Linked DNA regions of Mus musculus: region 2 is linked to region 1. The links are chromatin contacts, found by Hi-C or POLR2A ChIA-PET in ENCODE. All regions are on one chromosome and are shown on one strand. Each heading gives the region's core, a stretch centred on a gene start or an enhancer-like site at or near the end of the contact. The rest is flanking DNA. Distances are from core to core; before and after follow the strand shown.

Evidence for each region. A loop is a pair of places that touch in the nucleus more often than their neighbours do. ChIA-PET counts read pairs that join two places held with the same protein, here RNA polymerase II (POLR2A).
Region 2: a loop to region 1 is called in a map of heart, with 2.2 times the contacts of the local background. The contact joins the promoter of Cgnl1 here to the enhancer-like site in region 1. A Hi-C loop is called at or near these places in 1 of 37 maps with a recorded cell type or tissue (heart). POLR2A ChIA-PET finds 5 or more read pairs at or near these places in 1 of 5 experiments (Patski).

The regions. Positions count from the first base shown.
Region 1 is chr9:71,662,607-71,669,473 of GRCm38, forward strand. The region is part of intron 8 of Cgnl1 (cingulin-like 1); the gene reads right to left. Among named protein-coding and RNA genes, the nearest start is that of Myzap, 74 kb to the left of the region's middle. Within about 2 kb of position 3,970, at least 1 of the 3 ENCODE cell types and tissues checked has a DNase peak (open chromatin) inside an H3K27ac peak, as active enhancers do; it is heart, where a contact is called at or near this core.
Region 2 is chr9:71,768,565-71,775,431 of GRCm38, forward strand. Cgnl1 (cingulin-like 1) reads right to left here and starts at 3,038. Exons shown (of 19, transcript NM_026599.5): 1 at 2,945-3,038.

The DNA of each region.
Region 1 (6,867 bases), core at 2,720-5,219:
TCTTGTGAGACTATGCCGGGGCCTAGCAAACACAGAAGTGGATGCTCACAGTCAGCTATTGGATGGATCGCAGGGACCCCAATGGAGGAGCTAGAGAAAGTACCCAAGGAGCTAAAGGGGTCTGCAACCCTATAGGTGGAACAACAATATGAACTAACCAGTACCCCCTGAGCTCGTGTCTCTAGCTGCATATGTAGCAGAGGATGGCCTAGTCGGCTATCATTGAGAGGAGAGGCCCTTGGTCGTGCAAAGATTGTATGCCCCAGTACAGGGGAACGCCAGGCCCAGGAAGTGGGAGTGAGTGGGTTGGTGAGCAGGGTGGGGGGAGGGAATAGGGAACTTTCAGGATAGCATTTGAAATGTAAATGAAGAAAATATCTAATTAAAAAAAATTGTGTATGTGTGTGAGTGTGTGCAAATGCTCCTGCACCCTCGTTAGTGTAGACAGACTCCTTAGAGCAGCGGTTCTCAACCTGTGGGTCACCATCCCTTTGGGGATCACATCTCAGCTATTTTCACTGTGGTTCATAACAGTAGCAAGATTGCAGTAGTGAAGTAGCAACAAAAGCAAAGGGACTCTATTGAAGGTTTGAAGCCTTAGGAAGGTCGAGAGCCACCTCAGAGCTACACTCATAAGCATTTGCGAATGGCCCAGTGTCAGTGCTCAGAACAGAGCTCTGGTCCTCTGGGAGAGCGCAAGCACTCTTAACCTCTGAGCCATTTCTCCAGCCCCGAAACCTACACTTCTTGGAAGAGATGATGGAGAGCCTCGACTTTCCAGAGCAACTGGTGCTGTGCAGAGATGAGCCTAAGGTATTTAAAGGGCAAGTCAGGCTTCCCGGCTGGTTCATTCATTAAACACCTAGGCCAGTGTGTGCGTCTGGTGAACTAACGGTGACTAAGGGCAAACAACATATTTGAATGTGCTGAGCTGCTGAATTTACACTGCCTTTAAACTCCTTCACACTCAACCACGTGCTCTAGTTACTCATTTAAAAGGCGGTAGCAGGGGTGAGGGGCAGAGAGTTGGGGGAGGTGTGCAATTACTGTGACACAGAAAGACCAAACCCCAGTCTTTGTCTGATGTCACCGAGAGTTGCAAATAATGACTGCTGGCAAGTGCCACTTGAGTTACTCCACACTTCAGGATCTTCTCACTAGCTTCTGGGACAGGATGACTCATCCACTTAAGACAAGCACAAAGCTCTAGTACAGCACACCAATGGCTACATCTGGAATGTTCTGCTTCGTTGAGGGGCTGGCTACCCTTTCCTTTCAGAGCTCAGGTACCACACCACACTCCTCATGGCCAACAGACAGATGGCCAGGGCCTCTGGGCTTGTCCCAGTGCAGAACCAATACACAGACCTTTCGGGCTTTACTAATTAACAAGGCCCCTGCCATAGCCAGCTTTTGCTTCCTTCCCGTCTCCCTTTTCTGCTGAATGAGGGCAAACAGCTGAGGCGTGGAGGCCTGGAGGCCAGGGGACAGAATGCTGGCTTGTCAGTTCCGTGCCACTGGCCACTCCACACTCCAGTGTGTTAAGGCTGCAGGAGCTGGGCTAAGAGGTGCCCCATTCCCACCCCCACCCCAGCTCAGCTTACCTGCTGGAAGGCTGCTCTCTCTCCACAACACAAATGTATAGTTGTTCTCCTTGGCCCAATGACAGCCTGGACCAGTGATAATAAATTCCTTGCTCACGCTAAGATGTAGGAAGTCACACCCCTTATACTGTCTTCAGGCTCCCCCACTCACCCAAATGATGGTGAGCTATTTAGTAATTTTAAAAAGCCTGTATTAGGCCGGGCAGGTGGTGGCACCCTCCTTTAATCCCAGCACTCAGGAGACAGAGGCGGGCAGATCTCTGTCTACAGAATGAGTTCCAGGACAGCCAAGGCTACACAGAGAAACCTTGTCTTGGAGAATGAAAAGACTCCCTCCAGTCCTTTTCTAGTTCTCTGTAGATTTTACTGTCAGAAGTTTGTGGTGGTTTGAGCTCTCATGAGCATAAGAATCATCCGGTGAATGCTCACTCTGTCTCAAGGTCTAGAGTGAGGCCTGGACGCTGTCTCTAACAAGTCCAGGGTCAGGCTAGTGACGCCCATGTCACTGGCCTCTCCTGCACTCTATCTGATCCGGGACCCGCTTTGGCCTGAGATCACCTGGTCAAGTCCTTTATGCTTGCGAAGTCCCAGATGTTACAAGGGAGAGTTGATTCCAAGGCCAAGATCCCTGAGCCTCTTCTGAAGTTTCCTTGTGTCAGCTGTGGCCTCCAGACCAGACCCTGCTAGTCTTTTTATGATGACTCTGGGTAGGTCTTGAACTCACATCAGCTTCCTTTGTAGCATACAAGGCCAGCCAGTCCAGCTGGTTTCTGTGTCCTTTCTGTTCTAATAGTCTAAGGGCCTGGAAGGAACTTGAGGAAAGCAGGCAGTACTAGGCAATCACAGAGCTGGACTTGACCTTCTAGGACACTCACATGGCATTTCCACCTGCCGCCAGGTCTCAGAGTCCTCGCCACAACACCTAGAGCAGAAGACAGCATGCAGCTTCTTGATGCTACAATATAATGCTATAATGAAGTCACCAGCTCATTGTCTTCTTCTTCTTACTAATTCGTTATCCCTCAGGCTAAATAGACAAAGCTTCCAGAAAACTGTATTCAAATTCTGTGTGCTTGTTGCCCAAGTGGTCGTTTCCCCACATACAGAACCACTGAAAAATACTTCTTGCTATCTCTTTATCTAACTTAATTATTCCAGGTTTTTTGTTTTTGTTTTTTTTTTTTTTAATAGTAACTCATGATTACGTAGCTTAAAAATGTAAGTGGTCTCCTGGAGCAGGCAGGATGGCTCAGTGGGTAGAAGCTCTGACAAACTGAGTTCAATCCTGGAACCTACGCAAACAGGGAAGGAGGGAAGCAGCGCCACAAGGCTGACCTCTGACCTCCACGCACACAACATGACACCTCACACATCACAATCACATGTTACACACAATGATAAATGTATATATGCAGGAAGCAGGAAAATAAAACAGAGGTTGGACTCCCAGCTGAGATTAGCTTGGTCACTGACAGACCACAGGACCTTATGGAGAGTCACAACACAGCTGGCTGCCAGTGCTTATGCTAGACAGGTTGAGCAGGATTTTTGAAGAGGATAAGTAAGTCCAATACACATGTGTACACACACACACACACACACATACACACACACACACACACACACACACACACACACACACAAACTTGTTTCCTTGTAAAAATAAGTTATGTTTTACTTTAAGAGGATAAAAAATCCCCACAAGATTAATTCTCAGAGAGACCCATAATTTAAACACAGATCCAGACAAAAACTATGATAATAAATCATCCTAATATTTGGGGCTAGAGAGATGGCTCAACAGTTAAAAGCACTGGCTGCTCTTGCAAAGAATCTGGATTTAATTCCCAGAACCCACCTGGAGGCTCACAGCTCTCTGTAATACCAGTTCCAACTGATGCTCTCCTCTGCAGGAACTGATATTCATGGACACACACCAACACTTGCTCACAAACTGTGCTTGACACAGGCTGTCGTTTAAACCACATAATAAACACATTCAGATATTCAAGATGAGAATAAGAGTAACTTCCATTAAAACCCTCTCGACCAAAATAAAGAAAACGTTGATTTTCCCCAAAGGCCCATGTGCTCAGGAGTTCGTGCCTAAATGCATGATTCTGTTCATGTGAAATTTCCAGATGAGAGACATAAGAGACATAGGCTGGTGACTGACAGAAGATGGGGGGTGGGGAGGGAGGGAGGGAAAGAGGTGGGGGAGGAGGGGATAAAAAGAGCCTCATGTCATATCTTTAAGACACTTTTTCATATTCTCCCTCCCAAAGAGGGCTGGTCTAAGCTAACCTTATGACCAACATATGAAATATCTGATTACAGAATCCAGCATCCCCTGCTGTTAGCTCCAAGGAGCTGCCTGCGGAAGAGGCTTCGCTCAGACAACGCCATGCTTCTGAGCTTGCGTCACCAGGAAAGAACGTAAGGGTGGAAGCAGGAAAATAAACCAGGGGTTGGACTCCTGCTTGAGATTAGCCCGCTCACTGACAGACCAGAGGACTTAAGGAGAGTCACAACACAGCTGGCTGCCAGTGCCTATGCTAGACAAGATGAGCAGGATTTTTGAAGTCCAGTATCCCATACTGATGTGAGTGTCCCTCCAAAACAAACCAAAGGTTCAGCCTGGAGCCACACAGGTCTTCAAAGCCACCACGTTACACATCCCCCTTCCCCACAGATCTTGTCACCTAGGAAAGTGTATCTTTTGTCTTCTCGCTCTGTTGCCACCACATAGCCATAGATGCTGGGGACCAACCAAAGCAGTGGAAATCATGCAACTTTTAAAATTCAAAATGTAGGGCTGGGGTTGTAAGCTCAGTTGGTAGTGTGGTTGCCTAGCATGCACGAACTCTGGATTATATCCTCAGCATTTCATAAACTGGGCACTGTGGTACATGCTATTAATCCCATCACTTGGAAAGTTGGAGGCAAGATGATCAGAAGTTCAAAGTCTGCTTGGGCTACATGAGAGCATCCCCCCCAAAACAAAACAAACAAACAAACAAAAAAACCCTAAACTAAAATGCTTGCACCATGGCTCTCAACCCAGAAGCCTCACTTTTAAATGGGGGCTTCTTAGCACCCTCAAGTTAAGACAAATGACCACTCAGAACATTGCCAAATTCTCTTTTTTACATCCAAGGTTACAGCTGGAGAAAGGAAATGAATGTCAATTGAGAATCAAGATGCTAGACCAAGGCTGTTTGCAAGCTTGAAGGCTGAGTCCTACAACCCCTGGGGTTAACTTACATAACAAGGGTGCACTTACACATATTTCTCACTTTAACTTATTGTGGCAGTTCCCGGGGACAGAACTGAGAAAGCAACTCCTACCAGCCTCAAGAAGTTTTCTGGACTCCTTGGAAGCCAGCCTGCAGGGGGGCAGCAGCCAGCTCCAACCCAGCAGCCTGGAAAACAGCACCAGGGCTCTCCTGGCCCAGGTAAGGCCACCTGCTCACTCGGAGGTTTTGTCTACATAGCAATGCCACAGAGTCACAGTTTGGTTTCCTTAGAAAATACAGGTGGCATTCTATTCCCTGCACAGATCAAGAGAAGTGAGAGACAAGAGTGCCAAATGTCAAATCGCTAGTCGCTGTGTAAACAACCCACAGCGTCCAGGAAGGAATTGGTGTGCACACCCAGTGCTACAGAGCATGAATCACAGACTTCCTGTTGGGCAAGGCCTTGAAGGAGGCAGGTGACTCTGGCCTCTGTCCCCTTGGGCCAACCGTTCCCAGCCAGGCTATAGACATGATTCTTATTCTGGGTAACAAAAATGCCACCTTCCTCCTTAGAAGAACTGGGAAAGGCAGAGGGGTGGAGAGAGGGCATCTAATCAAAGCACCCAGGGTCACTCTAGAGTGGCTTTGCAAGGCCTTTCTAGGGCACTCCCCCCAAGGCCACTCTACAGAACAAGCCCCTTGAGTGCTGACCAGAGACCCCATGAATGTGCTACCCCCACTATTTCCAGTTCTTTCTGCCCTCCTGTTCCCTGTCCCCTTGAAGTCGAGGGTGACCATGGGATTGGCTTTGCTCCCTCTTCCCCCAACATAAAAGAAGTGGTCCTGAGGAAACCCAGTCAGGAAACCCAGTCAGTAAAGTGCTTATTGTCCAAGTATGAGGGTCCAAGTTTGATCCCCTCAAACCTAATTAAAATAAAAGAAGCTGGGGGACTGGAGAGGTGGCTCAGCAGTTAAGGGACACTGGAGGCTCTTCTAGAAGACATGACTTTGTTCCTAGCACTTCCATCAGATGGCTCACAGGCATGTGTAACTCTAGCTTCAGAGGTTCTTCTGGCCTCTGAGGATACCTGCACTCATATGCAGACACCTACACACACCCACACACAAATAATAAATATATAAAGTTTTAAAAGCTGATAGGAGATGAGGAAGGACAGGTAAAGGGATGGGGAAAAGGGCCCATGGAAAATTAACAAGGGAGCGCTGGGGAGGATCCCCAAGGGCTAGGATACCAGGGTGGGGAGGAGAGGAGGGAAGGGTGAATCACTAAAACATACTTTGCTAATTTAGAAAATAAAAGTCTCCAGCTGGAGAGATGGCTCAGTGGTTAAGAGCAATGACTGCTCTTCCAGAGGTCCTGAGTTCAAATCCCAGCAACCACATGGTGGCTCACCACCATCTGTAATGGGATCTGACACTCCCTTCTGCTGTGTCTGCAGACAGCTACAGTGTACTCATATACATAAAATAAATAAATAAATCTTTTAAAAAGAAAAGTCTTAAAAATGAATATGAGATGTTAAAGCTGGATGAGATGTGGGTGCTTATAACCCTAAGCCCAGCATTGGGAAGGTGGAGACAGGAGGATCCCTGGGGCTCATGGGCCAGCCAGGCTAATCCCTGAGGTTCACAGGAGTAGGGATGTGGGGTGCAGTGGGGGGTAGCCAGCCTAGCCTACCTGGTGAGCTCCAAGCCAGTGAGTCTCAAATTATAAAAGGAGATAGCACTGGAGAGATGTGAGGTTGGCCTCTGGGCTCTATACATCTGTATCCACACATATAACCATACATGTATGCATGCACACATGTGCACACACATAGAATCCCCACATACATAATACATGCATGCACACACACACACGGTTGCATTCATACATGTACCTCTATAACATCCCACATGAACTTCTTACACATACATGTACCCCATACTTGCACTTCATACATACATACATACATATACACATACATACGTACGTACGCACCTTCATATATGCAACACACACACAA
Region 2 (6,867 bases), core at 1,788-4,287, 110 kb after region 1:
AAGTAGAGGAGGTTGCTGTTTTGTTTTGTTTTAAATGTGTGGGGTGAGCATGTGGAGGTCAGAAGACAACTTGCAGGGAGTCAAGCCTCTCCTCCAACCATGTAGGTTCCAGGGATCAAACTCAGGTCACCAGCAAGCATCCTTACCGGCTGAGCCATCTTACAAGCCCCAGTGGGGACATTTGATTGAACACTCCAGCAAGCTTCCCACTTCACGAAGACCACTCAACCCTGGTGCCACCCCCACCCGTACCCCTCCTCCCCCCCCACCTCCCCTTCTAGGGTCTCATACCCTTGTTTCATCATAATGACAGTGCCAAAGGACTGAAGGAAACGTGTGCTTGGGTGTTACCCAGGGAAAAATACTCAGTTTTCAATTCCCTTGAGCTTAATGTTTCTCCTTGGGTGCCAGCCTCTGTCTATGTCTCTGCCCTTTAGCATTAGGACCAAAGAAAGGACAGAAGGAAGGGAAGGAGGAAGAGGGCGGGAAGGAGGGAGGGCGGGACGGAGAAGGGAAGAAGGAAGGGAGGAGTCAGTTGAGCTTTTAAAAAGGTTAACTGCATCTTTTAGATAAATGAGTTTCAGAGGAAAAGAACTAAGAAACACTTTAAATTCTGTCATTCCTCATTCCATCAACATGAGAAAGTAACTTCACACACACACACACACACACACACACACACACACACTTACAAAATAGAAACCATTATACTAAGTGGATGGTTCTAACACAATCACAGCTCTCAGCACAGACCACCTTCCTGGAGGCTGTACCCCTTCCCCTGGATGAAGGGCACCCCACTCACCCATTTCTTCTGGTCAGGTCAGAACATCACAAGTGCTCTCCCAGGGTGGGAAGTATTGTAATAAATCTGCGCTCTGTGTGGGACAGGGCCAGACCACTCTCCCATCTCTCAGGCATCTGACACTTTCAAGGTGGGCCCTGTTCCCCAGGTGAGAAGGAGGTTCACAAGTGTACACCAGTCATGTTGATGGTCTGGCATGCACGTATGCATTTGCACACACATATATACATATACATACACACTCTGCGGAAGTTGGAGGTTCTGGGTTCAGGGGCCACCCTGTGACACCACACTCTCCACAGGCAGGCCATTGCTATGTTGGTGACTCCTCAGTGGTCACATTCTAGCAGCTGACCAGTGACAGGAGAGGGCACCGTAGTAGGAGGAGAGGAAACAGGACAGGCCAACGGGACAACACTTTATCATTTTTCATTTTCAAAAATCAACGTCAGTCTAGCTCATGTCAGAGATCAGAGACAAACACCCTCCCCAGGGCACCCATAAAGGGACATCATCCTGATACTACAAAAAGACAATATACAGGACCATCGCCTAAGGAAAAGGGAAGTCTGATTAGTGGCCACGTTGCAGCAACCACCAGGAGACTTGTGAGAGCATACTTGGAATACCAGAGAGCGTTAACTTAGAGATGACTGTTAACCCAGGGACAACCGTCTTGTCCTAAAACACGTGTGACAAAACGTCCCATAAAACATATGTGACAGAAAACCACCGGATTCAAACAGATGTTCAGCCTTCCCATTGTCCTATCAATCTTAGGTCACCTGACAGGCGATTGAGCTGAGCTCTGCCTTGGTACTGGAAACGCTAACCCCCTAACTCAGGTGTTATTTATTCTATCAAGGAACATACACATGGCTGCTCCTGAGGACGCGAGCACACATCAAAAATAACTAACTCACAAATGAAACCCTTCAGGGTCTCTCCACTCCCAGGAAAATCCCCACGTTTATGTAACACAAGTGCTTTTGTGTCTGTACACACGTGCCTGTGTAAGGAGGAGGTCTACAAAAGCTCACCAAATCCTAAGTGTTCTCTTCATCTGAGACACTTTTCCGAATCACTTGGTTTTCCCTGACAGGACTATATAACCTTGACTCTGGCAATGACTTCAGAATTTAATGCCCACACTCCAACCTCCTAAATAGAAAGTGCCCCCGGAAATATTTACTGTAAATAGAATTAGGAACAAAGAGAACTTTTATTTTTTAAATGGCACCACCTGCGGTCTAAGGTTAGCAGGCTGCGTCCACAGGCTCCCCTGGTGGAGAGGTGGGTCAGGAGCCTGAGCGCTCTGCTCTTCCAAACTTGGCTGCACCCAGAACCACCCGGGGTCGCTTTTTAAAAGTTCCCACCGCCGACTACCCCCAGACCCCTGGAGTAGAGATGTACCCAGGGTGGGGGTGGGGGGCGCGAGGAAGGTGAGAATCTTTTCATTGGTTTTGATTTAAATCTCACCAGGTGTGTAGCCCACTCTGCAAGCCAAGTCCTCTTTAAAAGAACTCCTACAGTATTTTGAGCAGGGTACTCGGCGTTGGAAGGGTTCTTGGGGTAAAAGGGCACGCACACAGTAAATATACAAAGTTCTTAAAAAAAAAAAAAAAAGTCTCTGTAAGTCCAACACCACAGCCAGGCACCTACCTTGAAGCCAAACGGTGATGCAACTTGGAAAAGTCCCTCAGAAAGCGAAAAAAGTGCTCTCGTGGTTTAAGGGCTTTCGGGGTGACCTGCCTGGACAGTGCAGTGGCACGCGGGGCCAGGACAGCGGAGCGGCCACCAGCCTGTTCTAAGGAATGGCTTAAAGAGCACTGAGATCAAACACTGCAGGGAAGGGTTGGGAGTGCGGTGCTCCGTGGGGCTCGCCCGCAGCTGTCACTAGAGCCCTGTACAGGCTCGCCACCAACTGTCCGACTCGTCTGCAGTACTGGGCTCAGCGTAGGAGGCAGGAGCGCACCTCCAGCCCCGGGACTGCAGCCGCGGCGCCCGGATCCCACGACCGACGCTGAGGCTGAGCACTGCGCAAAGCTGCAGGAGCTCGAGCCTGTCGAGTTCCCGGGCACCGTCTGGGCTCCGGGGTCCCGCGCACACCCTCCGGGCTCCCGCTCGGAGCTCACTTACCGCCTCTGCCTCCAGGGTCCCGCTCCGGCAGCTGCCCGCAGAGCCGGGCCGGAGAGCAGCGGCCGCCGCGTCGCCAGGAGGCCGCGCCAGCCCCGCCCCGCCCTGCAGTCGCCCGCCCTCCCGGGAGGAGGAGCAGGCGGGTCTGCGTCCGGACCCTCCCAGCGACCCAGGACCCGGCGGACCGAGGACTGCGGCCCCTCGCGGACAGTCCCGGGCGATCCCTGAAACCCTGCCCCATCTGCGCCCTGAGACCTCCCTGCGCCCATACCAGCACCCCGTTCCCACCCGCAGCCACTCTCTTCTCTCTCTCAGCACCCCCTTACAACCCCTCCTCCAGGAAACTTTCCCTATTCCGCAATCCCACCCCAGATCTCAGTTTCCCCCCATTCTTCCACTCAGCCTTGTTCTGTCACCTAGAAGCAAATCACAAAAGGCACGAAGTGACAAAGTGACGTCTATAAGCTAAAGCTGGGCCTAGCTCTGAGGTCACCTGGCTCCTGGTAGCAGCACAGACATTAGAGACAAACTCTCAGGCCCTAGTTTAGTTAGTTTTCCAGGGAAGGTGGCATTACATTGCCAACTGGGAAGGCCAGGGTGTCATTTCCAAGTTCAGTTTCCTCCATTGTAAAGTGAGCGAGGCACTCACTCAACGGCTTGTTATTCCTGAAGAAAGGACTGCAGAAATGGCATGTGTCTTACAGTATTTTAATAAGTAAATGTTTACTGACAAACATGTTGAATAAAATCAACACTCAAAAATTCAGTCACTCAAAACAGTAACGTGAAAAGATTTCAAAAAGTAATAGTGATTATTTTGTAGGAAAACTGCAACAGCAATAGAAGAAAAGTTGCACAGTGATGAAACGTGCTTGTATTTATTTACAGAGCTGGAGAAATGGCTCAGAAGTTAAGATCTGTTTCTGTTCTATAAGATCTGGTTCAATTCCCAGCACCATCAAGACAGCTCCCAAAACCTTTGTTAACTTCAGTGCCAGGAGGATCTAGTGCCATCTTCTGGCCTCCTCGGGTACTGCATATATGTGGCGCACAGGTATACATGCAGGCAAAACTTGAAAAAAAAATATTTTCAAGTGATCTTTAAAAAGAAGACAAAGGAGGAAGCTATTCTCCCTGGACCCCTTTGGAAACAGTGGGTCTACCAGGCATGCTCCACGCCTAGTCAGCCGAGTATAGTTATGAATGCAACCTTTGTCCCTCCTCCCAACAAAAAGAAAGTAGTAAGCCTACTTAAAACATTGCACGTTTTTGTGAAACTTGATTGCTTAGTTCTCAAGTCTGGGCTTTGTAGATGATAAAACTGCATGAACAGTGTTCTCAACGGGACTGCTTGCCAGTGCAAAGACATCTGGGTTTTGGGTATATCTGGAATTAGGCAAACTGTAAGGGAGGCTGTGCTGGACGATAGAAAGGGTGTCATATAACACAGGCGCAGACACATGTTAACCATGCCTTAGACACCTCAAAATGCCTGCAGTGGAACCTGCACCTAAATGGCTCTGAACACCGGGATTGGCAGAACCGTACAAACCAGGAGGAGGCTTACAAGAGGAATCCGTGTGGGGAGGGACGGTCCCAGAGAGCGTCTAAAACTGGTAACCAGATGTGTTTCCAGAAACAGAAATAGGACCACAGGGAAAGAGGTATGTTTTTTAAAGATGTATTTATTTCATGTCTACATGTGTGCCTGGGTGTATATGTGTGCACCATGCATGTGCAGTGTTCACAGAGACCAGAGAAGATGTGGGACCTGCTGGAGCTACAGGAGGTTGAGCATCTGATGTGGGAGCTTGGGATCTGAACCTCTATTCATCAAGTGATATACTTATTTGTTTGTTTGTTTACTTATTTATTTACTTAACTATTTGGGGTTTTTATTTGGTTTTTCAAGACAGGGTTTCTCTGTGTCCTGTGTCTCTGTGCCCTGGCTGTCAAGAATTCTCTCTGTAGACCAGGCTGGCCTTGAACTCAGAGTGATCTTCCTGCCTCTGCCTCCCAAGTGCTGGGATTAAAGGCATGTGCCACCACTGCCCGGCTGCCACTGAGGTTTTATAGAACTGTGGGATAACTGTGAACAGCGGGCTGGTAGCTGGGCTGGTGGTAGAGAAACAACGTATGAGCAAAACCAGGTACTGGGAAATGAGTGTGTCGAGCCCTCACTCAGGGGCAGGAAATAGACAGCTCACCCGAGGGAGAAGTGGAAGGGTGTGGGGGCGGTGTCTGTGGCGGGGAGGGTAGGGACTCCTCCCTCGAGGAGGAAACTGAACCACCTGCCACCCGTCTATTCCCACTCAGACCCTTGAGAGCGTTTGCAGAAAGTACATGCTCAGCAAACATTTGCTGACCATAGAAACACCATTTACCCAGCATGCCTGACCCCTTCTTTCCCAACAGGTAGTCTAATGATTAAAATATATAAAAATATGGGGAGTAGATGGGGAAGCGAGGCGAGGAGCAGAATCTGCCTGGGCTAGGCCGCTGTCCCTGTCTCTGCTGTCACTACAGATATTCAAGCCCCACCAGCCTGAAGGGAGAGCAAGCCTGTGCTGTCAAAGCCTCTGAGATTCTGAGCCGCGCCTTTCCGGTATCTTTTCCTCGGTGGGAGACTCACAGGCTTGACCCTGAGATAGAATCTGAGAGGATTTTTTTTTTTTCTGGTAGAGGATAAGGGGGTTGTTTTGTCAGTGACAGCAATTTGCCTAAAGAAAAAAAAAAAAAATCAGGAAGAAAGGTAGGAAAAAAAATCATCTCTTTCCTCCTCCAAATTTTGTGAATTGTGTAGTGCCAAAATGTTCAGGCAACACGGGAGGCAGGAGCAATGTTGCCCAGTGGAAGGGGCAGAGAAAGGAGACTGCAGGGTGATGCTCATCCGGGGCCTTCACTTGGGAGACTTAGTGAATGAGGCTAGCAGAGAGCATTGTGGGAAGTGCTTTATCCCACTGAAGTGCTGAAGGAGCACTAGGGAGATAGAAGGGTCTCTCAAGAGCGCCCCAGAGCAGAAGTCTGTATCTGGAGCCTTGAGCAAGAGGCTGCCTTTATCTGAGTTGCCCTGGAAATGGAACTTTGAGATAGGACTTGGAAAGTCCTGGTATACTTAGTAAGTAACACCAGGAAAAGTGCGGTAGGGAAGAAGGAAAAGCCAGCTTTAAGGTATGCTCAAGAGTTTGAGGCTCTATATAGTGGAGACCTGCCTCTGTGTCCCATTGGATGTTCAGAGAAACATGCTAGGGGAACCCCTAGAATTTGCTGCCAGATTTTTTTTTTTTTTTTTTTTTTTTTGTGGGAAGCCACATGTGCCATTGCAGGGTGGCGCTGGCTACCGCTGGCCACCACGCATAAGTTTGGGCAAACAACCAATGTGTACATATGCAGTAAAGTTTTTGCCAAGACACTGCCTGGCCCGGGCATGATAATGAGGTTCTGAGAGTATAACCAATCAGATGTGAGACATGCAAATGAGGTATGATAATGAGGTTCTGAGAGTATAACCAATCAGATGTGAGAAATGCAAATGAGGTATGATAATGAGGTTCTGAGAGTATAACCAATCAGATGTGAGACATGCAAATGAGGTATGTTAATGAGGTTCTGTGAGGTACCGAGAGAGAGTAACCAATCAGATGAGGAACATGCAAATGAGGTATAGTGCATAACCAATCCGGGTGTGAGACACGCCTCTCCTAGGCCTATATAAGCAGCACCAGTTCTGGGCTCAGGGTCTCTTCGCCTCTGCAATTAAGCTCTCCCAATAAACGTGTGCAGAAGGATCCTGTTGCAGCATCATTCTTGCTGGCGAGTCGGACGCATGCAAGATTTTTTAGATTTATTTATTTATTTATATGTACACTGTAGCTGTATAGATGGTTGTGAGACTTAATGTGGTTGTTGGGAATTGATTTTTTTTT